Linked DNA regions of Homo sapiens: region 1 is linked to region 2. The links are chromatin loops, found by intact Hi-C in ENCODE. Cell type or tissue: tibial artery. All regions are shown on one strand. Links, peaks and the distances in the headings refer to the core of each region. The heading gives the core; the rest is flanking DNA.

Region 1 (16,160 bases), core at 4,824-12,823, 53 kb after region 2:
GAGAGTGGATTCTGTGAGGGCAGGGACTATGTCTCGTTCACCTCTGTGTCCCTCATATCTAGCGTAGTGCCTGAGCAGATAGGTATTCAATACATGGGGGCCAGGCACAGTGGCTCACACCTGTAATCCCAGCACTTTGGGAGGCCAAGGCAGTCCATTGCTTGAGCTCAGGAGTTCGAGACCAGCCTGGGCAACATGGCAAAACCTCGTCTCTACAAAAAAAAAAAAAAAAAAAAATTAGCCGGGCGTAGCGGCGCACGCATGTAGTGTCAGCTATTCAGGAGGCTGAGGTAGGAGAATTGTTTGAGCCTGGGAGGTGGAGGCTGCAGTGAGTCAAGATCATATCATTGTACTCCAGCCTGGGTAACAGAGCCAGACCCTGTCTCAAAAAAAAAAAAAAAAAAGTATTCAATACACATTTGTTGGATGAACAAATGAACTATCACCATGAAGGGTTAAAGTCCTTACTCATCTATCATAAGCCTCAGTTTCCTCTGCAAAAAGGTAATAACAAGCTTATAAGTGATTTTACACACACACACACAGATACAAAAACACATGTAAAGTACCCAGCTGGAGTCTGATGTGCTGCAGGTACACCATGGCTAGCTGTGGTTGTTGTTATGAGAAGACTACTTCCTAACTGGTCTGCATGTCATTTATAGCAAAATTCGCATTAGTGAATGTGCACGTAGGCCTTTAGAAGAAAGGGGCTTGATTCTTCTTCCAGGGTAGAGATTCAGGCAGGAAGGCAATAGGAGCCCCTCCCCTGCCCAACCTTCAGGGGTAGAGGCAGCTAAACCGTTGTGGAAGCGCGTGTTGCCTTTTTCCATCAGAGAGATGGGGGGAAACTGGGGCCTTGTCTGTACCTCCTAAAAGAGCCCCTCTGCCCTGCAGGTCCCCTTCACCCTTGGCTGTCTGCTCTCAAGGCACTCTGGCTGCTTTCTACCCCTCATGTTATCTCCCCGAAGGCCATCTGCCTTCCTTCCTTTTTAAAAAAAAATCTTAATTATTGTATTACATTTAATCACCAAGTCGTGAGTAATAAGATCCTGAAAGGACTGGTGGGGACTCTCCAAGCCAGACTGAATCTCACAAAGGAAAAAAAATTAAACAAAACAAGGGAGCCACTCACAGAGCCCCAGACACACACTTACATACTTTCTCACACATACACATACACGCGGAGTCTTAAACACTAAAGATGTACAAGGAGCACAGGTACCAAACACACATGCACACACTAGACACAATACACAAACACACATGAACACACTAGACACAATACACACAAACACATGCACACAGTAGACACGATACACACAAACACACATGCACACACTAGACACAATACACAAACACACATGAACACACTAGACACAATACAAACACACATGAACACTAGACACAATACACACACTAGACACAATACAAACACATGTGAACACACTAGACACAATACACACAAACACATGCACACACTAGACACAATACACACAAACACACATGCACACACTAGACACAATACACAAACACATGCACACACTAGACACAATACATACAAACACACATGAACACACTAGACACAATACACACACATGCACACTAGACACAATACACACACATGCACACACTAGACAATACACAAACACACATGAACACACTAGACACAATACACACACACTAGACAATACAAACACGTGAACACACTAGACACAATACACACAAACACATGCACACACTAGACACAATACACAAACACACATGAACACACTAGACACAATACACACAAACACACATGCACACTAGACACAATACAAACACACATGAACACACTAGACACAATACAAACACACATGCACACACTAGACACCATACAAACACACATGCACACACTAGACATAATACATACAAACACACATGCACACACTAGACATAATACAAACACACATGCACACACTAGACATAATACATACACACATGCACACACTAGACACGGTATACACAAACACACATGCACACACTAGACAATACACAAACACACATGAACACACTAGACACAGTACACACACACATGCACACACTAGACAATACACAAACACACATGAACACACTAGACACAACATATACAAACACATGCACACACTAGACACAATACACAAACACACATGAACACACTAGACACAATACATACAAACACACATGCACACACTAGACACAATACACACACATGCACACACTAGACACAATACACAAACACACATGAACACACTAGACACAATACATACAAACGCACATGCACACACTAGACACAATACACACATGAACACACTAGATACAATACACACAAACACACATGCACACACTAGACACAATACACTATTTCCAATACAAGTATCTGCACACACACACAGATACACATATAGCTAATAAAAAACCCCAACCAAGCAGTGTGCACTCACACACACGAACTTACAGGAGGCCTGACGACTGTATTTCAAACTTCACCTCCCAACCCAAGTCCAAAATCTGTCTCCAATTATCTGGCCCGTGTTGAGAGCAACAGGAAATCCAGAGCTGCCTCTGTCTTCTGCGGGAGATGGCGGGATTTCAGTCATCTCTCCATCGTAGAAAAACAAAAGCCTTCTGGCCTTGCCTCCCTCTCCCTGCCTCTAAGTCAGCTGGGGCTAGGAGGGTGTGGGTGGGAGGGGTAGGCAGGATAGGGGAAGAGAGGTGTCAAACCAAGCCTAGGAACAGCATGAGGAGCCTGGGAAGCCTGAGTCCTGAGCATGAGTCTTTCCGCCTTCCCTCAGAACACTGAACAGGGCACTTGTGTGGGTCAAGGATGGGGCAGACAGTGGGGACTTGGAGACTCAGTAATGACTCTAGACACCAGCCTCATAAGTGACCAAGCAGCATAGCAGAATAACCACTAGACTTACGTTCAGAAGACCTGGGCTTGGCCCCAAATCAGTGAGCCAGCTGCCAGTGATTTCATTTCTTAGAACCTCACTTAGAAAATGGGGGTGATCATAGCCACCCGCCCTACAGGGTGGTTGTGAGTGGTAAGTGACTTGTGCTTGTGTAGCTGGGAAAAATGACCACACCAACGTCATTATTAGCTATGAGATGGTGTCCCAGCCTGTGTGCAAGTGGCCGCTCTCCCCTCAAAGGAGGTAGTTCTCATTGCTTCTCCAGATGCCCTTGGCTAATCCCAAAGAAGAGAAAATACTGCTTCAAGAAACCTGGGTGAGTGGCCAGGTGCAGGGGCTCATGCCTGTAATCCCAGCACCTTGAGAGGCTAAGGCAGAAGAATTGCTTGAGACCAGCAGTTCAAGGCCAGCCTGGACAACATAACAAGACCCTGTCTCTACACTTTTTTTTTTTTAAATAAAGGATCCTGGGACTTCCGTTATTCAGAATGGTTCAAAACTTGCTTCTGGACAGTCATGCCACAATGCTGATTATTCTCTGTAGCACCGGCATTTTGAAGGATTTGCAATTGTGACCATATTGCTCTGTCAGTCTTCCATTGCTTTAGTCTAAGTTCCTCCACCAGACTGGGGGTTCCCAGAGACCAAACTGTCTCCCCCGCACATTACAGTCAGGTCCTTGCATCCTCCAAGAATGCAAGGAGACCAGAACTGTCTAACGTGCTAGAATTTAGAGGGTAATAATTCAGCAGCCCCTCCCTGTGCCTTCAGAGTGGGACATTCTTATTTGCATTTCAGACTTCTACCGACACCCAAAATATAGGGAATCCAAAGAAGAAAAAGGAGTAAGACGGAAAAGGAAAACTCTTCCCCCTCCCCACCCACCCTTCTTGTATTGTGAAAGATTTGATGGGCTGATATGGTTGATGGGAAACAGGAGAATGCTGGGTGCCGTGGCTGATGCCTGTAATCCCAGTATTTTGGGAGGCCGAGGTGGGAGGATTGCTTGAACCCAGGAGTTCAAGACCAGCCTGGGCAACATGGCGAGACCCCATCTCTACAAAATTGAAAAAATAATTAGCTAGGCATCGTGGCGTGTACCTGTGGTTCTAGCTACTTGAGAGGCTGAGGTGGGAAGATCGCTTGAGCCTAGGAGGTCAAGGCTACAGTGAGCTGTCTTCACACCACTCCACTCCAGCCTGGGCAATAGGGCAAGACCGTGTCTCAAAATATGAATAAAAATAAAGTCTGGGCGCGGCGGCTCACGCCTGTAATCTCAGCACTTTGAGAGGCCGAGGCAGGTGTTCGTGACTAGCCTGAGGTCAGGAGTTTGTGACTAGCCTGGCCAACATTGGCAAAACCCGGTCTCTACTAAAAATACAAAAAATCAGCCAGGCTTGATGGCAGATACCTGTAATCCCAGCTACTTGGGAGGCTGAGGCAGGAGAACTGCTTGAACCCGAGAGGCAAAGGTTGAAGTGAGCCAAGATTGCACCATTGTACTCCAGACAGAGTGAGACTCTGTCTCAATAAATAAATAATATATAATAAAATAAAATAAAAACAGTAGAATGATGGAGAGAAACCTGAGAGGGAAGGAGGAGAGGGGAATGAGGAGAGAGTGATGTGAGTGCCTCAAGGTCGAGGAACAGCCTTCAGCAAAGGAAGAAAATAACCCCAGAGCTTGGGTTTGGGTCCCCACCGTGGGTCAGCAGAGGACAGGGTCCTGGACAGGGTCAGGAGCTCCGATGGCTCCTGCTTCTCTCTTGGAAAGCACAAACGGGGCAAGTTTTTTTCTCCCTGCAGGCTCCCAACACATAACCTTTTAACATGTGGGATTTTCCATGTGGGGTGAAGGGGAGGAAACAGTCCAGCTCTGGAATTAAGAGGCCCCCGCTCTGCCTGCCCAACCTGGAGCTCAGAGGGTTGCATGATCTGAGTGGCCCTCCTGGGAAGGCCAAGCAGAGAGGTTGAGCTTTCCAGACTGCAGAGAGTGAGTCACAGTCTAACAATGTTATCTGTCAAGTGCTGCAGCTCCCTGGCTGGTCATGCCCATGGCCTCTCTCAGCCTGGATTCTCATTGGGTGTCCTCAATCTCACAAATGTGGAGGTCACACTGGTGCCTTTCTGTGCACTCCCCACCGGCCCCAGATCCAGTTATTTTTTTCAGCATAGGCAATCTCATGGGGAACCCAGCTAAAGCGATGGGTCAGAGGTGCAAAATGCTGGAAATATGGGGCAACTTTTAAGCCCAGAACTCTTAGGGAGTTAAGAATCAGGGCTGGGTGCAGTGGCTCACGCCTGTAATCCCAGCACTTTGGGAGGCTGAGGTGGGCGGAACACGAGGTCAAGAGATCGAGACCATCCTGGCTAACATGGTGAAACCCCACCTCTACTAAAAATACAAAAATTAGCTGGGTGTGGTGGCAGGCGCCTGTAGTTCCAGCTACTCAGGAGGCTGAGGCAGGAGAATCGCTTGAACCAGGGAGGTGGAGGTTGCAGTAAGCCGAGATTGGACAACTACACTCCAGCCTGGCGACAGAGTGAGACTCTGTCTCAAAAAAAAAAAAAAAAAAAAAAAAGAATCAGGGCAGGAAGACACCAAAGGAAAAGGAACCAAGGAGGTCTGTGTGGCAAAGAAGGCTGGATTGGTATGGCATTCAACACAAGAGGCTAAAGGCCGGGCACAGTGGCTCACACCTGTAATCTCAGCACTTTGGGAGGCCGAGGTGAGCAGATCACGAGGTCAAGAGATCAAGATCGTCCTGGCCAACGTGATGAAACGCGGTCTCTACTAAAAATACAAAAATTAGCTGGGCATGGTGGTGTGCGTCTGTAGTCCCAGCTACTTGGGAAGTCGAGGCAGGAGAATGGCGTGAACCCGGGAGGCGGAGGTTGCAGTGAGCCGAGATCGCAGCACTGCACTCCAGCCTGGCGACAGAGCGAGACTTCGTCTCAAATATATATATATAATTTGTGGCCAGGCAGGGTGGCTCATGCCTGTAATCCCAGCACTTTGGGAGGCCGAGGCAGGAGGATCACCTGAGGTCAGGAGTTTGAGACCAGCCTGGCCAACATGGTAAAACCCCCTCTCTAGTAAAAATACAAAAAAGTTAGCCAGGCGGGGTGGTGCGTGCCAGTAGCCCCAGCTACTTCGGAGGCTGAGGCAGGAGAATCGCTTGAACCCAGGAGGCGGAGGTTGCAGTAACCAAGATAGTGCTGCTGCACTCCAGCCTGGGAGACAGAGCAAGGCTCTGTCTAAAAATAATAATAATAATTTGCACAACACTCTCACATACATTTTCTCTTTTGATGCTCAGAAAAGCCCATGTAGAAGGTAAAGAAAATATAACTATTTTCTATTTTTAGGCTGAGGGGGATTAAGGACCTTGGTCAAGGGCATCTGCTATGGAACGAATGGTGGAGTAAGAACTAGGACTCAGGTATTCTAACTCCAAGGTCCCACTCTTTGCTCTGCAGAAGGTGCCAGAAGCAAGCCCTGGAGAAGGGCCAGGTTGTCTTCCTCCAGCCTCGCCAGTGCATACATCACCACCTAATACCACACAGGTCATTAGCAGAGAGGTGACCATGCCTATCTGCACACGCAAGAGACCAGGGCCACAGAAGAGATGGCTTTTGATTTCTCCCTTTTCTGGCGCATTCATTCCAAGAACTCAAAGTGAACAAATGTTCCGGCCAGACACGTAACCATGGTACCTACCTCAGGAAAAGAGCAAACGGGACAGTTTCATCCCAAGCCTAGAACACAGGTCCCCATTGATCTCTGTGGTGTTTGTGTCGGCTGGGGGATGGGACATAGGGTGGGGTTCAGGGCTGACCTCATCTCCTGACTTTAGAGGGGAGGCTGTGAGTTAAAAGGAGAGCCCTCATAGGGAAGGACTTGAAGGGGTGGCAGCAGCGGTTGCAGTGACAGGTTCCAAACTCTTCCCATTTCTCATACTCAAAGCAGAAAGAGGAGGTGGCAGCAGGGGAGGAGTCTCCAATTTCAGAGTGACTCAGATCAGACGATTGGCTGATACTGATCAGCGGTAGACAGTGCATAGATGACAGACACCTGTTTGGCTCTCCAGCGCTCACTGGGGTGGGGCAGGAACGAGGATGCAAGATAGAGGGGACTTGAGACATGAGAGGTGGAGAAACGAAGCCTGAGTGGGAGCCAGGCCAGGAAAGATCATCCCCTGAGACGTGGGATGAGCAGGCAGCTGTGGGCCAGTTACCTTTGAGAAAGACCCTGAAGGATATGGGAAATTTATATATATATATATATATATATATATATATATATATATATAATTTTTATTTTTTAGACAGAGTCTTGCTCTGTCTCCCAGGCTGAAGTGCAGTGGGGAAATCTCGGCTGACTATAACCTCCGCCTCCTGGGTTCAAGCGATTCTCCTGCCTCAGCCTCCTGAGTAGCTGGGATTATAGGCTTCCACCACCATGCCCGGCTAATTTTTGTATTTTTAGTAGAGACAGGGTTTCACCATGTTGGCCAGGCTGGTCTTGAACTCCTGACCTCAAAGTGATCCATCTGCCTCAGCCTCCCACAGTGCTGGGATTATAGGCGTGAGCCACCATGCCCGGCCTATATTTTTCTTAAAAAGAAAAACCTCATTATTCTTACTTTCTAAACAAAGCATGGCTGGGAAAAGAGAGAGAGAGGAGGGCATCCGCCATGGCAGAGGAGCAGGGGTACATGTTCTGGGCAGAGAAAGGACGACTGGGGCGAAGGCGCAGGGTGGGAACGTGGGCACACGGGGAAACACTGAGTCAGTCTGGAGCGTGAGGTAGTGGAAAAAGGGACTGGGAATGTAGACCAGAGCCATATCACGGAGGCCCTTAAATTCCAAGCTAAGGAATTTGCACTTCATTTAGTAGGCCACGGGGAACCTCTACAAGTGACTGGATTAAAAGCGCGCTTTAGGAGGAAAATTTCAGGCTGTGGATGAACTGCAGGTCTCATTACATTAGTTAAGCTGCCAAAGAAAGATGTGGGCTCCTTCAGGTTGCCGTTCTTGGGAACTGGAACCGGGAAGAGAGTCATTCAAAGTTCCCAGGTGTTGATTCTGCCCTTATTCTGAGGAGGCCTCAATAAGGTGTGAGCCTCAGGTTGATCACAGGTTTATGAAGCAGGCAGGTGAGCAAGCAGTTACTCTGCCTGGTGGGCCAGGACTCCCTCCTGTCAAGGTGAAGTGCTCTGCACTGCAAAGAAACCTGCAAAGGTTTCCCACACAGAAGGGAACAGGAACCCTAGCTTTTTCTTGGTCTTACTTTAATCTAAAAGCGCTGCTAGCAAACACATTTTATGTTTAGCTGGCACCTAATCTGAGGAAGTTTCAACCTGCCAGTCATGAAGCAAACAACATCCGCTGAACACAGCCAAGTGTCCAGCTACCTGCTCTTTGTCCACCATCCTGACACCACAGAGGGGTTAGGATGAGAAGACCGAAGCACTGAGTGGCCCACTGGACTGAGTGACTCTGGGAAGCCCTTGGACTCAGGGGTAACTCTGACCACAAGACAAATGTGCCTGGGCCAGGTGCAGTGGCTCACACCCATAATCCCAACACCTTGGGAGGCCAAGGTAGGAGGATGGCTTGAGCCCAGGAGGTCGAGGTTGCATGAGCTATGATTGTGGCACTGCATTCCAACCTAGGTGAGAGAGTGAGACCCTGTCTCTAGAAAAACAAACAAACAAACAAACAAAAAAAACCTGTGCCCCATCCCTCAGCTTTGCTTAATTGGGTTGCAGAAATTATTATTGAGAAACAAAGAAAAGGTAAAAACAAGAACAAACAGACAAAAACAAAAAACAAAAAAAAACACATTCTCCTCACTCCTAACCCTCTACAAGAGGTCAAGTGAGGTCACCCCTCCTTGACTTGCTGAGGATGGCCAAGCCATGAAAATGGCTTCCTAACGGATGCAACAAGGCAAGACAGTACAGGGCAGGCAGGAAATGACACAGTGAGTTGGACCAGGGACAGATGGAGGAGTTTACCCCAACACAGTGCCTGGAGGTACCTGCTAATTATTTATGCATTGTATTAATGAATCTCAGAAATCAGGAAGCACTTATTATAAGAGAAATGCAATCAAATCTGCAGTGAGGGCTGGGTGCAGTGGCTCACGCCTGTAATCCCAGCACTTTGGGAGGCTGAGGCGGGCGGATCATGAGGTCAGGAGATCGAGACCATCCTGGCTAACACTGTGAAACCCCGTCTCTACTAAAAATACCAAAAAAATTAGCCAGGCGTGGTGGTGGGTGCCTGTAGTCCCAGCTACCAGGAGGCTAAGGCAGGAGAATGGCATGAACCCGGGAGGCGGAGCTTGCAGTGAGCCAACATCGCGCCACTGCACTCCAGCCTGGGCGACAGAGCAAGACTCTGTCTCAGAAAACAAACAAACAAACAAACAAAAAACAACTGCAGTGAGAAACCATCTTTTACCTATAGGATAGGCAAAGATCAGAAAGCTTGATAAAATTCTGAGTTGGTGAGGGTGTAGGAAACAGACTTGTGTGCCCCCCGATTGCAGCTGTAAATGGGTAGCTTCTGTGCAAGGTGATTTAGCAGTATTGATCAACATTACAAATGCATGCCATTTCAGGTAAGCAGGTTCACTTCTGGGGATCTATCCTGCAGAAATGCACACGTGCAAAGCGATTTAGGGAGAAATGTATTTATTGCAGCTTTGCTTGTAACTGTACAGGATTAGAAAATAGAGGGCTGGTAAAATTGATTATAGTTAACCTATTCAATTAAATATTATGAATTATGATATGGATTAATCTGCAAGATAAATTACTTTGAAAAAGCTAGGGGAAGAATAGTGTGTATAGTACGATATCATTTGTGTGAGGCATAAAAAATAATATGTGCATGTTTGTATGCTAACATTGACGTGGAAAACAATATATACTTGCTTATATAAGCATAAACTGTCTCTAGAATGAAACACTACAAAACTTCCTCAGCTTGCTCCAGGAAGGGGAACTGCACAGCTGGGAGGCAGGTACATTGCATATTCATTTGTACCTTTTAAATTTTATACTACGTACAAGCGGTACTTGCTAAAAAAACATCTGCAGTGGCTCACACCTGTAATCTCAGCACTTTGGGAGGCTGAGGCAGGCAGATTGCTTGAGCTCAGGAGTTTGAGCCCATCCTGGGCAACCTGGCGAGACCCCACCTCTACAAAAAGTAAAAAATTAGCCCAGCATGGTGGCACATACCTGTCTGTAGTCTCAGCTACTTGGGAGGCTGAGGTGGGAGGATCACCTGAGCCGAGGAGTTTGAGGATGCAGCGAGCTGTGATCGCACCACTGCATTCCAGCCTGGGCGACGTAGCGAGACCCTGTCTAATAATAATAATAATAATCAGCAGCAGCAAGTGCCATGGAGATTCCTCCAACAGGGTGCCCGCCTGGCAGTGCCTGTGTGTTCATCTACAGCACCCCCTGCTGCTGTTTGTGAGCATGCGCTGTGCAGGGCTCGGGGGGAGGTGACAGGGTGGGGGATTTTTTTTTAAGACAGAATTTCACTCTTGTTGCCCAAGCTGGAGTGCAATGGCTTGATCTCGGCTCACTGCAAACTTGGCCACCTGGGTTCAAGTGATTCTCCTGCCTCAGTCTCCCGAGTAGCTGGAATTACAGATATGAGCCACCATGCCCGGCTAATTTTGTATTTTCAGTAGAGACGGGGTTTCTCCATGTTGCTCAGGCTGGTCTTGAACTTCTGACCTCAGGTGATCCGCCCACCTCGGCCTCCCAAAGTGCTGGGATTACAGGCGTGAGCCACCGCGCCTGGCCAGGGTGGTGGATTCTTTCAGGGAACACTGCATCCTCTTTAAAGAAACGCAGAGAGAAAAAAACAGTGTATGATGCTGGAGCTGCAAGAGCCTTGGAAAGGACAGGATGAGCTGGGTGCCCTGGTGTGCACCTGTAGTCCCAGCGCTTTGGAGGATAGAGGCAGAAGGACTGCTTGAGCCCAGGAGTTCGAGGCTGCAGTTAGCTATGATCGACACTGCACTCCAGCCTGAGCGACTGAGTGAGACACTGTCTCAAAAAAGGAAAAGAAAAATGAAAGGACAGAAAGTATTGTTTGGCGTCTGAGATCCCAGGCATAGCAGAAGGGGCAGTGGGAACGGATGGTCCTGGATTTGAGTACTGAATCTGTCTTTGTCAGCTGTGAGCCCTTGGACACATGACCCTTCTAATAAGTCTCAGTTCTTGCCCCATAAATTGGGCTAATAATGCCTTCCCTTAGGGTTGTTGTGAAGATCAAATAGGGCACAGAATGTGAACAGTGCTTTAGAATTAGAAAAGTGCTATAAAAATGCTAGGGGATTATTTTTAACTAGCCCCCCTCATTTTATGAGGTAATAAGAGGAAGTATAGGGCAGTGGTTAAGACAGGGACTCTGGAGCCCAGAACTGCCAGAATTTGAAACCCAGCTTCACTGCCGTCAGGGGTGATCCAGGGTGAATTACTTAATTTGGAGACCTCTGTTTTTCACCTGTGAAATAGGGTTAATAATAACATTTTCATAGGGTTGTTGTGAGGATTAAGTGAATAAATATATATAAAGCACTTGGCATCGTGTGTGGCACACAGTAGATGCTGTGTAAGCATCTGCTATGACTGACTTTTCATCATACATGCAATGCTAATGTACCTTACGTACCTTACATAGGGACTTGATAGGTGTTAACAAGCAGTACCATTTTACATGTGAGGAAATTCAGGCCAGGAGAGGGGACATAACTTGCCCAAACGCCCACCCCAAAGAACTCTAGGCACCTCCTAGACTTAAGTGCTGTAGTTTAGAGGGCATTCCCAGGTAGGGGTGTTATTTCTTAATTGAGCTCAGGAGTTCGAGTCCATCCTAGGCAACATGGAGAGACCCCATCTCTACAAAAAGTAAAAAATTACCCTGGCTTGGTGGCACATGACTGTCTGTAGTCCCAGCTACTTGGGAGGCTGAGGCAGGAGGATCGCTTGAGCCCAGGAGTTTGAGGATGCAGTGAGCTGTGATCGCACCACTGCATTCCAGCCTGGGCGACAGAGCAAGACTCCCTCTCATCATCATCATCATCATCATCATCATCATCATAAGCAGCAGAAGCAGATAATGCTATGGAGATTCCTCCAACAGGGCACAACCTGAATTAACAACTTGAATTAAAGCAGGGATAGATGGAGAACAGAGGAAGGGGGACCATGAGGAAGAGAAGCTTTGGAAGAAAGAGAGGACGGGGTTTGTGGGGAGACAGATGGGTATCCTGCTTCAGGCTCTATGAGAACTTAGCAAACAGATGTGGCACTAATAGGAAACTGAATTAGAATAACAGGAAATGAGAATTAGGGTTGCAGGACCCTGGAAGAACTTTAGGGTACAGAATCAAGGATAGGAGATTTTCAGCTAAGCTCTTGTGGGGGGTGCAGAGGTGGGTAAGAATTGAGAACACGATGAAAATTATTCATCTGCCCTATGAATAACTATTCCCCCAAAAAGGCAACATGGTATAATGGAAAGAGCACTAACAAGTATTTATTGAGTATCTACTATGTACCAGGCTATAAACCAGAGAGTTAAAAGGCTACTGTTTGTTAACTGGGTGCCCTTAAGCAAATGACTAAATCGCTGAAGCTCCGTTTTCACAACAGGCATAGCAATACTTACCTGGCAGGATTATCATAAAAAATGAAGTTAGGTGATAATTAACATGGAGGCCAAGCACAGTGCCTGGCATCCCGTTGGCACTCACACACATTAGATGCATCTAAGTTGAATATCTCTACGTAGGGCACTGAGCCAGGTACTAGGAGGAATACGAGAAGCTGTGAGATGGGAAGCCTCTTGCCAAAGGTGTTTGGGATCTAGTTAAAGAAACAGGACAGACGCATGAAAGATTTAAACAAACAGAAAACAGTTACCATAGTACATTCCACAAACTGGAAATGAGAAGCTAAAGAGTTTGAGGCGTGGGCATTCATCAGGGGCTGGGCTGAAGGGGGCTCCGGGGCTCCCTGAAGACATGACCTTGAGGGACCTACTGAGGTTGAGAAGAATGAGGTGCAGGGCAGGCAGAGGAGTAGAGGAAATGTGCTGGCCCTGAAAGCAGTGAGCAGGAACAAGGGTTTACTGAACGCTTTGGTCAGTTACCTGCCAGGGGCTTTCCAGGACCTATTCCTACTGGATCCTCACAGCAACTTGTGAGACACTTATCTCTATCCCCATTTCATAAGTGAGAAATGTTGAGAATCAGAGAGGCTAAATAACTCACTAAAAGTTTGGGAGACTGAGGCAAGACAATTCCTTGAGGCCAGGAATTTGAGGCCAGACTGGGCAACACAGCAAGACCCCATCTCTAAAAATAAATAAATAGCTAGTGTGGTGGCGAGCACCTGTAGTCCTAGCTACTCAGGTGGCTGAGGCGTTCAAGGTTACACTGAACTATGAGCTCACTACTACACTCCAGCCTGGGTGACCGGGAAAGACTCTGTCTCTTAAAAATAAAGCAAAACAAGGCTGGGCACGGTGGCTCACACCTGTAATCCCAGCACTTTGGGAAGCTGAGGTGGCCAGATCACCTGAGGCCAAGAGTTCAAGACCAGCCTGGCCAACATGGTGAAACCCCGTTTCTACTAAAAATACAAAAATTAGCCGGGCGTGGTAGCGCATGACTGTAATCTCAGCTACTCGGGAGGCTGAGGCACAAGAATCACTTGAACCCAGCAGGCAGTGCTTGCAGTGAGCTGAGATGGCACCACTGCTCTCCAGCCTGGGCGACAGAGCGAGACTCCATCTCAAAAAAAAAAAGGGGGGGGGGTACAAAACAAAACTGGATTTGCGAAAGCCATAAGGAAGAAACTAAAGATCCTGTGAAGTATTACTAAAGCAAGACAGGTGCTGAGGCTGGGTGCGGTGGCTCACATCTGTAATCCCAGCACTTTGGGAGGCCGAAGTGGGTGGATCACCTGAGGTTAGGAGATCAAGACTATCCTGGCCAACATGGTGAAACTCCATCTGGTGCTGAGATGGGGCTAGAGAGGTAACACAGTCTGCCATTCAGACTCTCATACACCAAAATTAAGAACTTTGGATTTGATCCTAAATACAATGGGAAACTACCGAACAGTTAAAGCAGGGGATCCAACTGATGTTGGGGAAAGAGCATTCTGGGCTGTTGTGTGGAACAGGATTGAAGTGGCCAAGAGCAGAGAGAGAACCAAATTCCAGTTATCTCAGAAGATTGGTGGTGGCTTGGACTGGGGTGGCAGTGGAGACAGACAGAAGTACATGAAAGTCTATTTTAGGAATAGAAGTGTGAGATGTGGCTGAATTGGGTATGAGGAGAGTTAAGAGTGTTTGAAGACAACGCTGACTCTGAGATCAGGAAATGCCACTTCTGAGATTGAAAAGATTGAAGGAGGAAGCAATTTGAGGCAGGAGGGAGTAGATCAGGGGCTTAGTTCATGTGGCAAAGAGAAGACTGTAATGTAAATTTACCCTGAGAATACTCAACCCTGCTAGAAAAGATAAGTGTGTAGTTTGGAAAACATGGGTGAAACATTTTAAGATGTTTCAACAAAATGTTTTTTAGACATAGGCAGAACGGTGTGTTAAATAGTTAGCAAGTAGAGCATCTGTGTGTTAAACATAGAAAGGACCAAGAGATGCCTAACATTCATGAGGCACCTGGGTACTAAACAGCCATGCTATACTAAATGCACAAAAGGTACTAAAGATTCCTAATATCCTAAACATGCGTAAGACATACAAAGCACTAAATACACCAAAGGCACTAATATTCAGGAGACACCAAATATGTATGAGCACTCAATATTCATGAGATTTTGTTTTGTTTTTTTTGAGATGGAGTTTCGCTCTTTTTGTCCAGGCTGGAGTGCAATGGCACGATCTCGGCTCACCGCAACCTCCGCCTCCTGGGTTCAAGCGATTCTCCTGCCTCAGCCTCCTGAGTACAGGCATGTGCCACCACCCTGGCTAATTTTGTATTTTTAGTAGAGACGGGGTTTCTCCATTTTGGTCAGGCTGGTCTTGAACTCCCGACCTCAGGTGATCCACCCACCTCGGCCTCCCAAAGTGCTGGGATTACAGGTGTGAGCCACCGTGCCCGGATGTGTGTGTGTGTGTTTTTTTTTTTTTAGATGGAGTTTCACTGTCACCCAGGCTGGGGTACGGTGGCACAATGGCACGATTTTGGCTCACTGCAACCTCCGCCTACCAGGTTCAAGCGATTCCCCTGCCTCAGCCTCTGGAGTAGCTGGGATTACAGGTGACTGCCACCACACCCAGCTAATTTTTTTGTATTTTTAGTAGAGACGGGGTTTTGCCGTATTAGCCAGAATGGTCTCGATCTCCTGACCTCGTGATCCGCCTGCCTCAGCTTCCCAAAGTGCTGGGATTACAGGCATGAGCCACCATGCCTGGCCTGTTTTTGTTTTTATTTTTGTTTTGAGACAGTCTTTTTCTGTCGCTCAGGCTAGAGTGTAGTGGCGCAATCATGACTCACTGCAACCTCTGCCTCCCAGGCTTAAGTGATCCTCCCACTTCAGCCTCCCAAGTAGCTGTGACTACAGGCACGCGCCACCAGGCCCAGCTAATTTTTGTATTTTTAGTAGAGGTGGGGTTTCGCCATGTTGCCCAAGCTGGTCTCAAACTCTTGGGCTCAAGCAATCTGCCTGCTCCGCCTCCCAAAGTGCTGGGATTACAGGTATGAGCCACCGCACCTGGCCCGTGAGGTTTTTTAAAAAATAAGTTTGATTTTAATTGACACATAATAATTGTACATATTTATGGGGTACAGTGTGATGTTTTGATACATATACACATTGTGTAACCATCAAATCAGGGTAATTAGCATATCCATCACCTCTCATAAGGTTTTTTTTTTTTTTTTTTGAGGCAGGGTCTGGCTCTGTTTCCCAAGCTGAAGTGCAGTGGTGTGATCTCAGCTCACTGCAACCTCTGCCTTCCAGGCCATCCTCCCACCTCAGCCTCCTGAGTAACTAGGATTACAGGCATGCACCATCACTCTTGGCTAAATTTTTTTTGTATTTTTAGTAGAGATGGGGTTTTGCTGTGTTGTCCATGCTGGTCTCGTGAACTCAAAGCAATCTGCCTGCCTTGGCCTCCCAAAGTGCTGGAATTACAGGTGTGAGCCACAGCGCCTGGCCC
Region 2 (16,160 bases), core at 2,976-10,975:
ATTTACTATCTGGCCCTTTATGGCAAATGTGTGCTGATCCCCGTTCTAGACCATCAGCTTTCATATATTCCCTGGAAGAGGACCCTGCTTTTAACTTACTCCTATTTTTTTGTTCTCAATCTTTGCTTAGCTTTTAGGCCCAACTCCTTGATATGCCACTGCCCAAATCTCAGTGGTATTTTGGGGTTACAAGAGCTGACCTATGCATTCTTTAGACTACAAAGAAGTCAGCCAAAAATGTTCTTGCCTTCCTAGAGCTGCACAGGAACTGGTGGATCTAGCAAAAGAGAACAGAGAGATGTTCAATAGCTTCTTTCTCCAAAGGTAGGGACTTCCTTCTCAGAGGACAAGCAAATCCAGGATTGATACAACATCAGACTGAGAGGGGAGCCTATGATTTGGCTGGCCAGTTTCTTTTCACAGCTCAGTGATACCTCCTTTTTTTTTTTTTTTTTGGATACAGAGTCTCACACTGTTGCCCAGGCTGGAGTGCAGTTGCCTGATCTTGGCTCACTGCAACCTCTGGCTCCCAGGTTCAAGCGATTCTCATGCCTCAGCCTCCTGAGTAACTGGGATTACAGGCATGCACTGCCATACCCGGCTAACTTTTGTGTTTTTAGTAGAGATGGGGTTTCACTATGTTGGCCAGGCTGGTCTCAAACTCCTGGCCTCAAGTGATCTGCCTGCCTCGGCCTCCCAAAGTGCTGGGATTACAGAGATGTGAGCCACTATGCCCGGCCAGCAACGCCTCTTGAATTAAATCTTCTCTCTCTTCCTCTCTCCCTCTCTTTCTCGCTCTTGCTCTCGCTTATGCTCACTCTCAGTCAGTGTAGTTGGCTTCTGCATGGTCTGTTCCTGCCAGATATTTCGTGGAACTCACTATGACATTTTTTTCCACTCCAATGAAGCAGACATCTGGATCCTTTAGTGAGCTTCTTGATCCCAGTGTGCAACCAAAGCCTTGTTGGCTTAGTGAATCTTTATGTTCTCATGTTATAGGATTCCTAAGGAAGAGGAGTAAGGCTATGGTTTCAGAATGTTAATTGATAACGGTTCTTGGCAACAGTGCTCTTCCTGGCTTTTCCTCCATAACCTGTTTCTTCCACCCACAATAATAACATTTATTCTTAATAGATTAGTACCAGTCTGGAGTTCTCTGTCATTCCCCTCTCTTAGCGTGCGCGCGCACACACACACACACACACACACACACACACACACACACACACACACACATGTCCATTCCTTTTTTCCTTGCTCTACTGATTATATTTAGGGCTGTTTAACTCACTCACTCACTCCCTTCCTTCCTTCTTTCCTTCCTTCCTCTCTCCCTCTTTTCCCCTCCTTCCCTCCTTCCCTCCCTTCCTTCCTTCCTTCTTTCCTTCCTTCCTTCCTTTCCTTCTTTCTTTCAGACAGGGTCTCACTCTGTCACCCAGGCTACAGTGCACTGGCATGATCTTGGCTCACTGCAACCCTTGCCTCCTGGGCTCAAGTGATCCTCCCACCACCTCAACCTCCTGAGTAGTTGGGACCACAAGTATGCACCACCACACCTGGCTAATTTTTTATATTTTATGTAGAGACAGGGTTTCACCATGTTGCCCAGGCTGGTCTTGAACTCCTGGACGCAAGTGACCCACCGATCTCAGCCTCCCAAAGTGCCGGGATTACAGGTGTGAGCCACCACACCCGGCCAAGACTGTTTAATTTTCTAATATTAGTTTCTAAGTAAATTCCCTGACCATTATAATGATGTTATCCTGGTTATTGATGGAATATTAATGGTTAAAATGTAAACTGTCAAAGTTAGGGAGGGATCTTATATCTCTCTTCATTTAAGAACTCTTTCCTTTAGAGAATTGCCTTTAGATTTTATAGTAGAGTTGAATTTAGGCGTAGGGGTGGGGAAAGGCAAGAACCCTATAACATAGGAAAATCCTAAAAACACTTGAATTTCTCTATCTAGCTTATCCTACATTTTGGGCACCATGACGGAAATCTATTGAGGGCTTCTAGCTGATTCTAGAATTTATGTTTCCTGAAAGGATTGCCTCCTGAGAAAGAGATGTCAATAAGATCACAATTACTTTGTTTTCAATCCTTAGTCTGTAGTAAGGCCTCATAATCTTCTCATAATGTTGGAAAGTAAGCTGGGGGATCAGGGAGCCTAGTATTTTATTCCTACTCTTATCCAGATGATCTCCATATTTCTGGCCTTTACCTTCTCCGGGTCTCACTTTTCTTTCTTTCTTTCTTTCTTTTTTTTTTTTTTTTAATTTGAGAGGGTTCTTGTTCTGTCACCCAGGCTGGAGTACAGTGATATGATTATAGCTCACTGCAGCCTTAACTCCTGAGCTCAAGGGATCCTCCTGCTTCAGCCTCCCAATGTATTGGGATTACAGGCATGAGCCACTGCACTGGGCTTGGTCTCACTCTTCTCATCTGTAAATTAAAGGGTCTGATTAGTCAACTTTTAAAGTTCCTTCCAACTTCAAATTGTTCTGATTCTGCATCCCCATTGATAGCCTAGAGACAATAATCTCTATTATTCTCATTCGAAGATTGAGTAATGCTAATGAAATACCAAAAATAAAAACTTGTTGAATTCCTCAGAAGAGAGATAGATTATCGAACTCCCACTTATTCAGAATGAGCAAGAAATGAGATATTTCAATTAATTCCATGTGTTGGTTAATGGAAGTTGTTATATACTATATATGGTTAACAAATATTTAGATAATTAAATATTATCTAAATATTTAGGTATTTATTCTAAAATACACAATAGAATTACCATAACCATAATAAATTTTTTATTCAGTCTGTTACAGGGCCCTCACAACAGAATTCTGAACTCATAATCATTGTATGGCACTGCAGCTACAGATAAGATTGAGCTAAGTGAACAATATATAATTGTAGACTGGATGCAGTGGTTCACACCTGTAATCCCAGCACTTTGGGAGGCCGAGACGGGCAGATCACTTGAGGTTGGGAGTTCAAGACCAGCCTGGCCAACATGGTGAAACCTCAGTTCTACTAAAAATACAAAAATTAGCTGAGTGTGGTGGCACATGTCTATAATCCCAGCTACTGGGGAGGCTGAGGCACAAGAATCGCTTGAACCCAGGGGATGGAGGCTGCAGTGAACTGAGATCATGCCACTTGACTCCAGCCTGGGCAAGAGCATGAAATTCTGTATCCAAAAAAAAAATATATATATATATATAATATATTTATATATATTTTTGTATATATATAAATATATATAAATATAAAAATATAAATATATTTATATATATGCATACTTGTTTCTTGAAAGTTTTGTTTATTTGTAATTTTTCCTTCTTATAAAATTGGAATATATAAAAATTCAAGTTTTTTTTTCTTTTCTTTTTTGAGATGGAGTCTTGCTCTGTCATCCAGGCTGGAGTGCAGTGGCACGATCTCGGCTCCTGCAACCTCCACCTCCCAGGTTTAAGCCATTCTCCTGCCTCAGCCTCCCAAGTAGATGGGACTACAGGCACCTGCCACCATGCCTGGCTAATTTTCTTTGTATTTTTAGTAGAGATGGGGTTTCGCCATGTTGGCCAGGCTGGTTTCAAACTCCTAACCTCAGGTGATCCACCTGCCTCGGCTTCCCAAAGTGCTGGGATTATAGGCATCAGCCACTGTGCCCAGCCAGAAAAATTCAAGTTATTGGAAACATAGAATTACAAAATTTTAGATCTGGATGGGCCCTTGAGAATCATTTGTCCCAACTCTCAAATGTACAGATGAGAATCCTGAGGCTCAGAGAAGTCCAAATCACACAGCTAGTGGTGCCACGGATGGTTCTAGAATTCATGTTTCCTGCAAGGGTTGCCTCCTGGAGAAAGGGATGCTAATAAAGTCATGATTACTTTGTGCTTAATTCTCAGTCTGTAGTAAGGCTTCATAATCTTCTCATAATCTACTCATGTAATCACCATTATAATCATTTATAATTGAGATAATTTCCTAGTACTCAAAACAATGTTGCCATCTTTTGAAAATAATCCGTAAAATAAGGGGCAGAGGGGGATATAGTAAAATTGTTTTTTTTAAAGAGATAAAATGTAAGTTTTTGATACCAACATTTTAAAGCTTATATAGGCAGAGTGAGGTAGCTCATGCCTATAATCACAACACTTTGGGAGGCTGAGGTAAGAGGATCACTTGAGCCCAGGAGTTCAAGACCAGCCTGGGCAACATAGTGAGACCCTATCTCTACAAAAATTTAGCTGGGCATGGTGGCGTGTGTCTGTATTCCCAGATATTCTGGAGGCTGAGGTGGGAGGATTGCTTGAGCTTGCCTGGAGGTTGAGGCTGCAGTGCACCTCTATCACAACATTGCACTCCATCCTGGGTGACACAGTGAGACCCTGTCTCTTAAAAAAAAAAAGCAGCAAATATCTTATTTGTAATAATTTTCTTTTTTTATGCAGGTATTTTGGCATCATATATGTCAGACTCCCTAACTAAGTTAGGCATTTGCCCATAAATTTAGGAACAATTGTCCCGAGTTTCCTCCAATTTCTTTGGTAGGAAGGAGAATGTAAAATATATTAATGCTTTTTCTCACTCTCCTTTGCTCTTTCTCTTTTTTTATATAATAATTTTTCTTGGAGGTGGGAGGTTTTGAGACAGGGTCTCAATCTGTCACCCAGGCTGGAGTACAGGCACATTCTCAGCTCACTGCAGCCTCAACCTCTGGGGCCCAAGCCATCCTCCCACCTAAACCTCTCAAGTAACTGGGGCCACAGGTGTGTGCCACCACACCCAACTAATTTTTGTATATTTTGGAGAGACAGGGTCTTGCCATGTTGCCCAGACTGGTCTCAAACTCCTGGGCTCAAGCACTCCTCTTGCCTTGGCTTCTCAAAGTGCTGGGGTTACAGGTGTGAGCCATCATGCCCAGCCTCTCTCTTTATATATATAACTAGGGTTTTATACCTAGCACATTCGAAGACTTGAGGACAATAAAAGTGGCTCTTCAACATACAAATGCTGGGGACCTTTGAAATAAGACATAAGTTTGTGACTATACCCATAAAAATTTTGGAAATCAAACACATTTTAAAAATTGTGTTCTGTGCCAATCACCTTGTTTTGATCTGCCGCAATCATATTTTTTTTTGTCATTAACAACATGGCTAGCTTCAACCATCAGTTGAATAATTTTATCTAAATTAGTGGATCTCCCACTTCAGCCTACATCAGAATTACCTAGAGCAGGGGTCCCCAACCCCTGGGCCATGGACCAGTCTGGTGGAGGTCCATGGCCTGTTAGGAACTGGGCTGCCCAGCAGGAGGTGAGCAGCAGGCAAGCCAGTATTACTGTCTGAGCTCTGCCTCCTGTCAGATCAGTGGTGGCATTGGAATCTCATAGGAGTGCGAATCCTATTGTGAACTGTGCACGCGAGGGATCTAGGTTGGCACTCCTTGTGAGATCTAATGCCTGATGATCTGGAGTGAACAGTATCATCCCGAAACCATCCCCTGCTCACTGTCTGTGGAAAAACTGTCTTCCAGGAAACTGGTCCCTGGTGCCAAAAAGGTTGGGGACCATTACCCTAGAGCATTTGTTAGAAAACAGATTGGCCCAAATCCCAGAGTCTCAAATTCAATAGATCTCGGGTGGGGCCCCAGAATTTGTGTTTCTGAGGTGATATTGATGTTCCTGGCTAGGGGACTTTGAGAAGTTCTGTTTTAGCCAGGTGCCGTGGCTCATGCCTATAATCCCAGCACTTTGAGAGGCTTCTTGAATGGACTGCTTGAGTCCAGGAGTTCGAGACCAGCCTGGGCAACATAGCCAAACCTTATCTCTACAAAAGACACAACAATTAGCTGGGTGTGGTGGCCCGCGCCTGCAGTCCCAGCTACTGGGAGGCTGAGGCGGGAGCATTGCTTGAGCCCAGGATGTCGAGGCTGCAGTAAGCTGAGATGGTGCTACTGCACTTCAGCCTGGGGGACAAAGTGAGACCCTGTCTCAAAACAAATAAATAAATAAAAATAATGATCTCTTGAACTGAAAATCAAAGTAAGTTATTTGGTATTATGTAGAGTAGGCCAAGACACCAGTATCAAAATGTTTCACTTTTACATAGTGAGACCCCTTCTCTATCAAAATAAAAAGGTGAACTTTTTTTTTATAGGGATGAGGTCTCACCACTCTGTCACACAGGCTGCAGTGCAGTGTCACGATCATAGCTCATTGTAGCCTCGAATTCCTGGGCTCAAGCGATCCTCTCACCTCAGCCTCCTGTAGTTTCTACTTTTTAATGAGTTGTGTTAATATTTTATTGACATACCTATTTATTTTTGTCAATCGAGTGAATTCCACCAATTATGGAGCTGTTTTGGTGTTGTACAGATAAAACCTCCAAATAAACAGGTAGCTGGATGGGACTGGTCCATCCAGTCCCATCCAGCTATAGTTAGATGCAGTTTTGTCTGGTTATTTGTGTGGTTGTTGCACTGTTCTAATTTAAAAGAAAGGAGGACTCCCATCTGATTAGCCTGGTGGAAAGCTATATTCTGTATTGGTTAGAGCTCCTAAATGATCTCCAAAGGGAGTTAAGGGGATTGTGGTGATGTGGTTTGCAGGTCAGCCCACTAGCTATTAAGATCAAACCACGCCTGGAGAGTTTGACTGTTTCTGTTTACTCAGTACTCCCAGGCTCACACTCCTCCTGCCATCTTGGTTATTATTTTTGTTGTTTGAGCTTTCAATTTGGCTTTAGGAAAATGTCAAACATTTGGTGGGGGAGTTGCATGGGTCATGACTTTGACCAGTGCACTATTAGAAAACATTTTCAGGAATTTCTCATGCTGGGAGCAGTACTGAAAAACTAAAATTATATATATATAAATAAAATTATGAACGTATAAAAACTGTATATATATAGTTTTTTAACTTTAATTTCCACTTCTTTCTTAAGTATGGTTTTTACATTTTACAAAGAAAGCACTGCTGGTTGTAGAAAGGTTAAGTAATACACAATGGGTTAAAGAAAAAGAAAAAAATCTCCTAGAGATTGCACCATACTGTTAAAGAAAAGCCTTCAGTCACACACACACAGAGAAACACTGGGCACAATTTTAACTACCACATGGTAGTGGTAAATATCTCCATGAGATGGTGCTCAAAGATTAGTTTTAGTTTCCATCCTGACTATTGTGAAATTACAATCAAAATTTATGTAGGTGAGTTCATGCCCTTTAATGTTCATACACATCTTTGTGTGTGTTTTATTGTATTTAGGGTGATTATAAAATTTCGCCCCTTTGGGGCTTTTGGTCATTACATTGTTTCTTTGGAAAATGTTATAAAAGAGATGAGGAGGACATTGTAATGTGTACCCAATTTTCACCAGACAGTATTTTATGGAAATCTTTCCAAGTTAGAATATACATATATATGATATTTATAATCCTTTTAAAGTCTTTCCTTATTTGAATATTCTGTAATTTATCATTAATCTTCAGATTTAATTGATTTGATTGTAAAATTAATACATGCTTGCTGTAAAACATTTTAAGACAGTACACAAATGTACAAAGTAAAATTTAAGTTTCTTCCCCCATCTTCCCCACCCCCTTCCAGAAGTATTCAGTTAATAGTTTGGAATTATTCCTCCAGACCTTTTTTACCTTTGATACAAACAAAAGTAATATATAGTTGGATATTTATTTATTTATTTAATTTTTATTTTTATTTTTGAGACACAGTTTCGTTCTGTCACCAGGCTGGAGTGCAGTGGCACGATCTCGGCTCACTTCTGCCTCCTGGGTTCAAGCAATTCTCATGCCTCAGCCTCCTGAGTAGCTGGGATTACAGGCATGCACCACCACACGCTGCTAATTTTTGTATTTTTAGTAGAGATGGGGTTTCACCATGTTGGCCAGGATGGTCTCGATCTCCTGACCTCATGATCCGCCCCCCTCAGCCTCCCAAACTGCTGGGATTACAAGCATGAGCCACCATGCCTGGCGGATTTTTAAATTTTAATTTTTTTAAAACAAAAACAGAGTCATAGTATAATGTACTATGATTCTGCAACCTTTTTAACTAACAATAAATATATCATGGTACAAATATCGAGGTATATGGTTTTTTAAATTAATTATTTACCTTTTCTTCTTCTTTTTTTTTTTTTTGAGATTCTGTCACCCAGGATGGAGTACAGTGGCGCACTCATGGCTCACTGCAGCTTCCTTTAGCCTCAAGCTCCTGGGTTCAAGTGATTGTCCCACCTCCGTCTCCCAAATCACTGCGACTATGGGCATGCACCATCACACTTGGCTAATTTTTAAATTTTTCATAGAAATGAGGCCTCACTATGTTGCCCAGGCTGGTCTTGAATTCCTGGGCTCAAGTTAGCCTCCTGCCTCTGCCTCCCAAAGTACTGGGATTACAGGCATGAGCCACCGTGCTGGGCCAGGTGTTTTTTTTAAAATGACTACATCATATCACAGAATATGGAGCAATCCTCTATTGAGGGACACAGGGTTTTTTCCTTAGCTTTCACTTATTATTTTTGTTTACTTGTCTTATTAACTCTGAATGATAAAGTTATAATAGAGTTATAATAGTTGTAATAGTGGGATTTCTGGGTTGAAGGGTAAACTCATTTAAAATGTTGATACATGAGGCTGGGTGTGGTGGCTCATGTCTGTAATCCCAGCACTTTGGGAGGCCAAGGCGGGCAGATCACCTGAGGTCAAGAGTTCGAGACCAACCTGGCCAACATGGTGAAACCCCGTCACTACTAAAAATTCAAAAATTAGCTGGACATGGTGGCAAGCACCTGTAGTCCCAGCTACTCGGGAGGCTGAGGTGGGTGAATTGCTGGAACCCAGGAGGCAGAGGTTGCAGTGAGCCAAGATCGCGCCACTGCACTCCAGCCTGGGCGACAAAGCTAGACTCAGTCTCAAAAAACAAACAAAAAAATGTTGATTCATGAGACAAAATTGCCCTCTAGGAAAGTTATACAATTTTATACCTTCACTAGAAGGTCAGAGAGGGTTGTTTCTTTATCAATCTGTTAAGCAATAGAAACATAGGCCAGGTGTGGTGGCTGACTCCTGTGATCCCAGCACTTTGGGAGGCTGAGGCAGGCAGATCATCTGGAGTCAGGAGTTCAAGACCAGCCTGGCCAATGTGGCGAAACCCTGCTTTACTAAAAATACAGAAATTAGCTGGGTGTGGTGGCATATGCCTGTAATTCCAGCTACTCAGGAGGCTGAGGCAGGAGAATTGTTTGAACCCAGGAGGCAGAGGCTGCAGTGAGCTGAGATGGCGCCATTGCACTCCGACTGGGTGATGGAGTGAGACTCTGCCTCAAAAAAAAAGCAATAGAAACAATATCATTGTTAGTTTTATTTGTATCGTTTTTCTGGATTACTAATGAGGTTAAACATATTTTCATATGTCTATTGACCACTCAGAATTCCTTTCTAAATTATCCATTCTTATTTTCTTTTCATTTTCTTTCTTTTTGCTTTTTTTCTTTTTTGAGACAGTCTTCCTCTGTCGCCCAGGCTGGAGTACAGTGGCAATGGCGCGATCTCAGCTCACTGCAGCCTCCACCTCCCAGACTCAAGCCATCCTCCCACTTCAACCTCCTGAGTAGCTAGGAGCACAAGCACATGCTACCACACCTGGCTAGTTTTTGTATTTTTTTGTAGAGACAGGGTCTCACCACGTTGCCCAGGCTTGTCTCAAACTCCTGGGCTCAAGCAATCCAATCGACCGAGCCTCCCAAAGTGCAGGGATTACCATGCCTGGCCTCCCTGCTGATTTTAACGGTCTTCGTTAGCATATACTAAATCCCCATATAAAAAAAAAATAAAAAGAAACAAACAAAAAAATCCCCATATATATTTAAATCTGCCTCTGGACTCCATTCTTTCCTTTCCTATTTCTGTACCAATCTCATATTGCTTTAATTTGCATAGGTTAAAAAAATTTCTAATATCTGGTAGGGGTACTCCTTTAAAAATTGTTTGTTTGTTTGAGACAGGCTCTCACTCTGTCACCCAAGCTGGAGTGCAGTGGCGTGATTTCGGCTCACCGCAACCTCCATCTCCCAGGTTCAAGCGATTCTTCTGCCTCAGCCTCCCGAGTAACGGGGATTACAGACGCACGTCACCACGCCCAGCTAACTTTTCTATTTTTTGGTAGAGACAGTGTTTCGCCATGTTGGCCAGGCTGGTCTCGAACTCCTGACCTCAAGTGATCTGCCCACTTTGGCCTCCCAAAGGGCTGGGATTACAGGCGTAAGCCACTGTGCCAAGCCAAATAGCTTTTTTAAAATTTTATTTTTACTTCTTTTTTTTTGAGACCAAGTCTCTTTCTGTCGCCTAGGCAGGAGTGTAGTGGCGCCATCTCAGCTCACTGCAACCTGTGCCTCCTGGGTTCAAGCTATTCTCCTGTCTCAGCCTTCAAAGTAGCTGGGACTACAGGCATGCGCCACCACACCCAACTAATTTCTATATTTTTAGTAGAGACAGGGTTTCGCCATGTTGGCCAGGCTGGTCTCAAATTCTTGGCCTCATGTGATCCGCCCACCTCAGCCTCCCAAAGTGATGGGATTACAGGTGTGAGCCACCACACCTGGCCTATTTCTAAATTTCTATGAATTTTTAAATTGAGGTGAAATTGTAGCATAAAGTTAACCATTTTAAAGTGAACAATTCAGTGATATTTAGCACATTCACAATGTCATGTAACCATCACCTCCATCTAGTTCCAAAACATTTCATCGCCCCAAAACAAAACTCTATATTCATTAGGCAGTTTTTCCCATTTCACCCTCTCCACACATTTTTAACACATAAAAAATAAACTTGTTATAAAATCCCAAGCTTCAGGTTTACCAGGTATTAAGGAAGCTTAAAAATCAAGTCCCAGTTCAGAATCATACAGGTTTTCCAGATTTAGATCGTCCTCCGGCAGGGTGTCTGCATCCTCCAAGCATGATTCTACATCCCCAGTAGCCCAAGACTCAATTTGGATTCTGAAAATTTGCTGCTAAATTGCTTTGTGATTCTTCTCAAGTGTCTATGACTTCTGTTGTCTCTTGAACAACCTTGTTTTTGTTGTTGTTAATGTTTTTTGTTTGTTTTTGAGACAGGGTATCTCTCTGTCACCCAGGCTGGAGTGCAATGGTGCAATCGAGGCTCACTGCAGCCTCCACCTCCCGGGCTCAATCAATCCTCCTGCCTTAACCTCCCAAGCAGCTGGGACTACAGGTGCATGCCACCATGCCTAGCTAATTTTTTATTTTTATTTTTAGTAGAGATGAGGTCTCACTATGTTGCCCAGGCTGGTCTCAAACTCCTGGACTCAAGCAATCCTTCTGCCTCAGCCTCCCAAAGTGCTGGGATTACAGGTGTGAGACACTGTGTCTAGCCTTGAACAATCTTGCAAACCCTCTACTTTTTTTTCTTTTCCCCTGCCCACCCATCCATAGCATCTGGCACTGGCTTTGTACCATCACATGCCCATCAAATTATTGTTGATTGATTTCTTTCAAAATTTCCATATTAGACCCTCATCAGCGTGTCAGGAGACTGTCTGGGGCATGATTTAAGTGGGAGTTGAATTAAGAAATTTCAACACACTGTATCTTACTTTCAGATAATATGACACTACTGGTTGCCATTTATTTAAGTGCCTATTAATTGTCATACCCTACAAATGGTTTTATTTAATTCTTATAACAATCTCATGCAGCGGAAGCTTACTGATGATATTCACAGAGGTTAAGTGACTTGCCTAAAGTCCCTGGGCTTAATTGTCAGAGCCAAGCTTTGAACCCAGTTTTGTCTGACTACACAGCACTTTCTAACATGCTATATTGCCTCCATATACTTTCTCCATCAAAGCCCACCCATCATGTTATCCAGGTTTGTTTTTACTTCATTGTCATAGTCATGTTTGCCTAGAGGGAGCATCCAAGCCCTCCTGCTGAGGTATATGATGGAGATACTCAAGAAGCACCACAGAATCATTGCTTCTCTCACAGGTGACCTTACTTCCTGCCCTGGCCAAGCTATCAAGGATCAAGTTAATTCCTCGCTTTACTATGTTCTAGATAGTAAACCACGTTGGGCTGGCACGGTGGCTCATGCCTGTAATCCCAGCACTTTGAGAGGCCACGTAGGGAGCATCCCTTGAGTCCAGGAGTTCAAGACCAGCTTGGGCAACATAGGGAGACCCTGTCTCTACAAAAAATAACAAAAAATTAGCTGGGCGTTAGGCATGCATCTGTGGTCCTAGCTACTCGAGAGGCTGAGGTGGGAGGATCACTTAAGCCCAGTTACTTGAGCCAGGGAAGTCGAGGCTGCAGTGAGCTGGGATTGCCCCACTGCAGTCTGGCCTAGGCAACAGAGGAGACCCCGTCACCAAAAAAAAAAAAAAAAAAAAAAAAAAGTGTGCCGGATGGAGTCCCATACTGTCTGGCCCACGTGTTATAACTGTCACCTTAGCTAGAGCTGGAGCAAGAATATGGAATTGAATCCAGGCTCAGCCTCCACTGTAAGGATGGGAGACATTATTTTCCTAAGGAAGAGAATCCCAGTGAGTGCCTGGGAGCTCCATCTCTTCCCAATCTGCCCATACTTGGCCTCTTCCTATTTCCTGTCTTCTAAAAATGTATGAAATTCAGGGATGTTAGAGAGTGCTATTTGGAGAAATTAAGTTTAAATGAATCAGAAACACATGGATTGGCTTTCCCTCAGAAGAGACTCACATTTTAAAACGGAAAGGAAAATATATGGGACGAAGACCAGATGGGATTTTAAGTATGGAAGAAGGGTTGGATTGTTTCAGCAAATCCTAATCAGTTGGGCACACCCAGCTCTAGCTCCCCTTCACAGCTGCAAAGACAGGTCACCTCTGGGATGGTATGGTCCTGGATGTGTGTTCTCAGAGGACAGAGGCCCTGGATGTGGAATTAGAGGGCATGAGTTCATGATGAAGCAATGTCACTTAGCAGCTCTTATGGCCTTGCCACTGGACATTTGGCCCTTGTAGGGCGTGGTGGCTCACGCTTGTAATTCAGCACTTTGTGGGGATGAAGTGGTCAGATTGCTTGAGCTCAGGAGTTTGAGACCAGCCTAGGCAACATGGCGAGCCCCCTTCTTTACAAAAAATACAAAAATTAACGGGGTGTGGTGGTGTGCACCTGCAGTCCCAGCTACTCACTCAGGAGGCTGAGGTGGGAGGATGGCTTGAGCCTGGGGGGCAGAGGTTGCAGTGAGCTGAGATCGCACCACTGCACTCCAGCCTGGGCAACATAACAAGACCCTGTCTCAAAAAAAATTTTTTTTTCTTATCTGCTTTAAAAAAGGGGGAGGAATTTATAACATCTTTACTACCTACTTGTATGGCTTTTGTGACATCATGGTTCCAGTTTGCCAAAAACTATTAAACCATTATTGTAATTTAGCTGCATAATAAAGACTTTGAGGAGGGTAATAAGTGATGAAAATGACCACATTAGGGCAAATAGGTTGACAATTTATAAAATGGCTTTAAGACTTTTCCTTCAAGGGGATGTTAGTGTAAGCACTAACATCAGTAACTGGTTTTTGTTAGGTGATCCTTATCAGCCCAGCCTCCTAGGTCACAGTCATTCAGTCAATAGCGTCACTTTTAGATGACTTGCATGCAGGAACCCAGCCCCTGGTGCTACATATGAGTATGTTTGGGAGTGGGGTAGTGGTGGGGATATGGAGCACTGGGACGATGAGCAAGAAAACTAAATGCTAGAAGGATGCTTAGAAATAATTATGTCCAGTTTCCTCCTTCTCCAAGATTAGAAAACTGTTAGCTAGGCACCGTGGCTCATGCCTGTAACCCCAGTGCTTTGGGAAGCTGAGAGGGGAGGATGGCTTGAGGTCAGGAGTTTGAGACCAGCCTGGGCAACATGGAGAAAGCCCTGTCTCTACCAAAACAACTTTTTTAAAAAATTTTTTTTGGACAGGGTCTCACTCCATTGCCCAGGATGAAATGCACTGGCCTGACCACTGCTCACTGCAGCCTGGACTTCCTGAGCTCAGGTGTTCTCCCACCTCAGCCTCCTGAGTAGCTGAGACTACAGACGTGTGCCATGGCCGGCTAATTTTTTCTGTATTTTTTGTAGCGATGGGGTTTCACCATGTTGCCCAGGCTGGCCTCTAACTCCTAACCTCAAGTGATCCTCCTGTCATGGCCTCCCAAAGTGCTAGTGAAATGGGAAGAGTTCCCTTGTCCCCCTTGCAGGGCATACGATAGGGGTGTGGCTCGCTTCTTCAGTGCCCCGCTGCTCAAACTTCTAGGGGAGACATACAGACAGGCAGGCTGTGGGGCTCCGGCCCTACCGCAGTGTCTAAGAGTGAATGCTTACAGCTCCTGGCGCCCCAGTGGGCGCGTGTTACAGGGTGCTCTTTCAGCTTTGCTGTCGATAAGTGGCTTGTCTTACCAGCTCAATTAGACTTCTTCCTTGGCGCAGAGACCGAGAACAGAGGGCTTTCTGTATCCCGGGGTTCTTCCCTTGGTGTACCAGAATCGGATCACATGTGGGCTTGGAGTATGAGTGCAAGGTTTTATTGAGTGGAAGTCGCTCTCAGAATATGGGACAGCCAGAAGGTAAATGGTTGTCGCCTAGGAATCAGGCCGCTCGGTGGCCCGCGCTCTCCTCTGACTGCCTCAGCCAAACTCTGTGTTGCTCTGCCTGATCAGTGGCCTGCCAGCATGCCGGTGCCTATCAGTGCGTTCCTCTCAACGCCTAGCCAATGTGTGTGCCTCCGCTGACGTGCTCCTCCTCAACATCCAGCGGCTTGGCTTGGCTTTCCTTGGGGGGGGTAGATCTCGGGTTTTTATAGGCACAGGATGGGGGCGTGGCAGGACAGGGTGGACTTGGGAAACGCAACATTTGGGCAGGAAAACAAAAATGCCTGTCCTCACCTAGGTCCGTGGGGGTGGAGCCCTAGCCAAGGACTACGCCCTCCTGTACCCAGCACTTCCGTTACCCCTTTCTGTATCATTTAAAGGCACCACACACTTCCCTTCCTAGCACTTACGTATCAGTTTCAACAGAAGAGAATGATTTCCTGGGTTCTCAGTTTTTCTCCCTGACTCGGGGTACCAGCCCAGTGTCTAAAGGCTCTTCGGGGTGGCGGTGGGCCGTGTTTTTCTTTCTCTCTCTCCTCTGATTGGGACAGAAATGTCTTACTCGCCTGAGTGAGCAGGGCACACAAGCAGGCGGGCTCTCTCTCCGGCCGGCTTTGAAGCCGACTAATTAGGGCTTGGGCTGTCACAGCTGGCTTCCCCTGCGCCTCCCCTGACCCTGCCCCTGCCGCTGCCCCTGCCTCCCAGCCTGAGAGCTCCTCCCCTGCTGCCTTGTCTTCCACGGCCGACTGGTGGCTCTGCCAAGCCATCCGGCAAGGCCCTGGGATCTGAGGCCTGGAAGGGCCAAGGCAAAAGCAACCGAGAAGGGACAAGATGAGGCGTGGGACATGGAGCGAGCCCACAGACCACGGGGTTTCTAGAGGACTGCCTCTTTCTGGAACCCCTCATTCATAAGGAAGCCTGGAAGAGAGCCGCCTGGGCTAGGGACTGAGCCGTGGGCCCTTTATTTGAAAGCCAAAGCTTTCCGAAGGCTCCAGCCTCTCAGCCTGGCCCTTATAATTAGCCCCAATCAAAGTGTTTATGTCAGGGCCTACTGCGGAACTCAGGGCCCCATGATTTCATTCCAAACCTGGGGGGAGGAGAGGGGAGTGAGAGGGACTTGTGTTGGTACAAAGAAAACAGAGGGATGGGTAAGAAAGTTGGTGAGTGAAGAGGAGGCCGTCCTGGAGCAGGGAGGACAATCAGCCTCCGTTTGGCCATCAGCACAGGGGTCAGGAATCCACCTAGAGGAGCTGGTGCCCCAGCATCCTGACCTGGGCCCGGCCTGCCTGCCTTCTGGGCAGGCTCTGTGGGTGGGTGGGCTTGTGCCAATCGGAAATGGCTCGGATATAATTAACCCAACTAATCACCAGCCTCAGCCCTGTGGGAGGGGAGGGCACAGCCCATAGCCACGGCCCCCCCAGGAAGCTCCCATCTCCCCATGCTCCCTCCTCTGACTGGGGCCTGGGGTGTTCCA

The links. Hi-C counts contacts between places; a loop is a spot of excess contacts. Peaks named below come from ENCODE experiments on the same cell type or tissue, not always from the same donor. Only the 100,000 strongest peaks of a DNase experiment are listed, where the experiment ranks them.
Region 1: it touches region 2 in a loop (10-fold over the local background); 8 of 110 quality-filtered maps call a loop at or near these places.

The regions. Positions count from the first base shown.
Region 1 is chr17:44,576,305-44,592,464 of GRCh38, reverse strand. No RefSeq gene overlaps it. Among named protein-coding and RNA genes, the nearest start is that of FZD2, 27 kb to the right of the region's middle. RefSeq lists an enhancer at 4,607-5,172. In tibial artery, for the core only: no CTCF peak of the experiment used is centred there; a DNase peak (open chromatin) is centred at 4,933; H3K27ac peaks cover 3,740 bases.
Region 2 is chr17:44,627,758-44,643,917 of GRCh38, reverse strand. No RefSeq gene overlaps it. Among named protein-coding and RNA genes, the nearest start is that of LINC01180, 15 kb to the left of the region's middle. RefSeq lists an enhancer at 15,064-15,223 and a silencer at 15,334-15,453. In tibial artery, for the core only: a CTCF peak has its summit at 7,169; no DNase peak of the experiment used is centred there; H3K27me3 peaks cover 237 bases.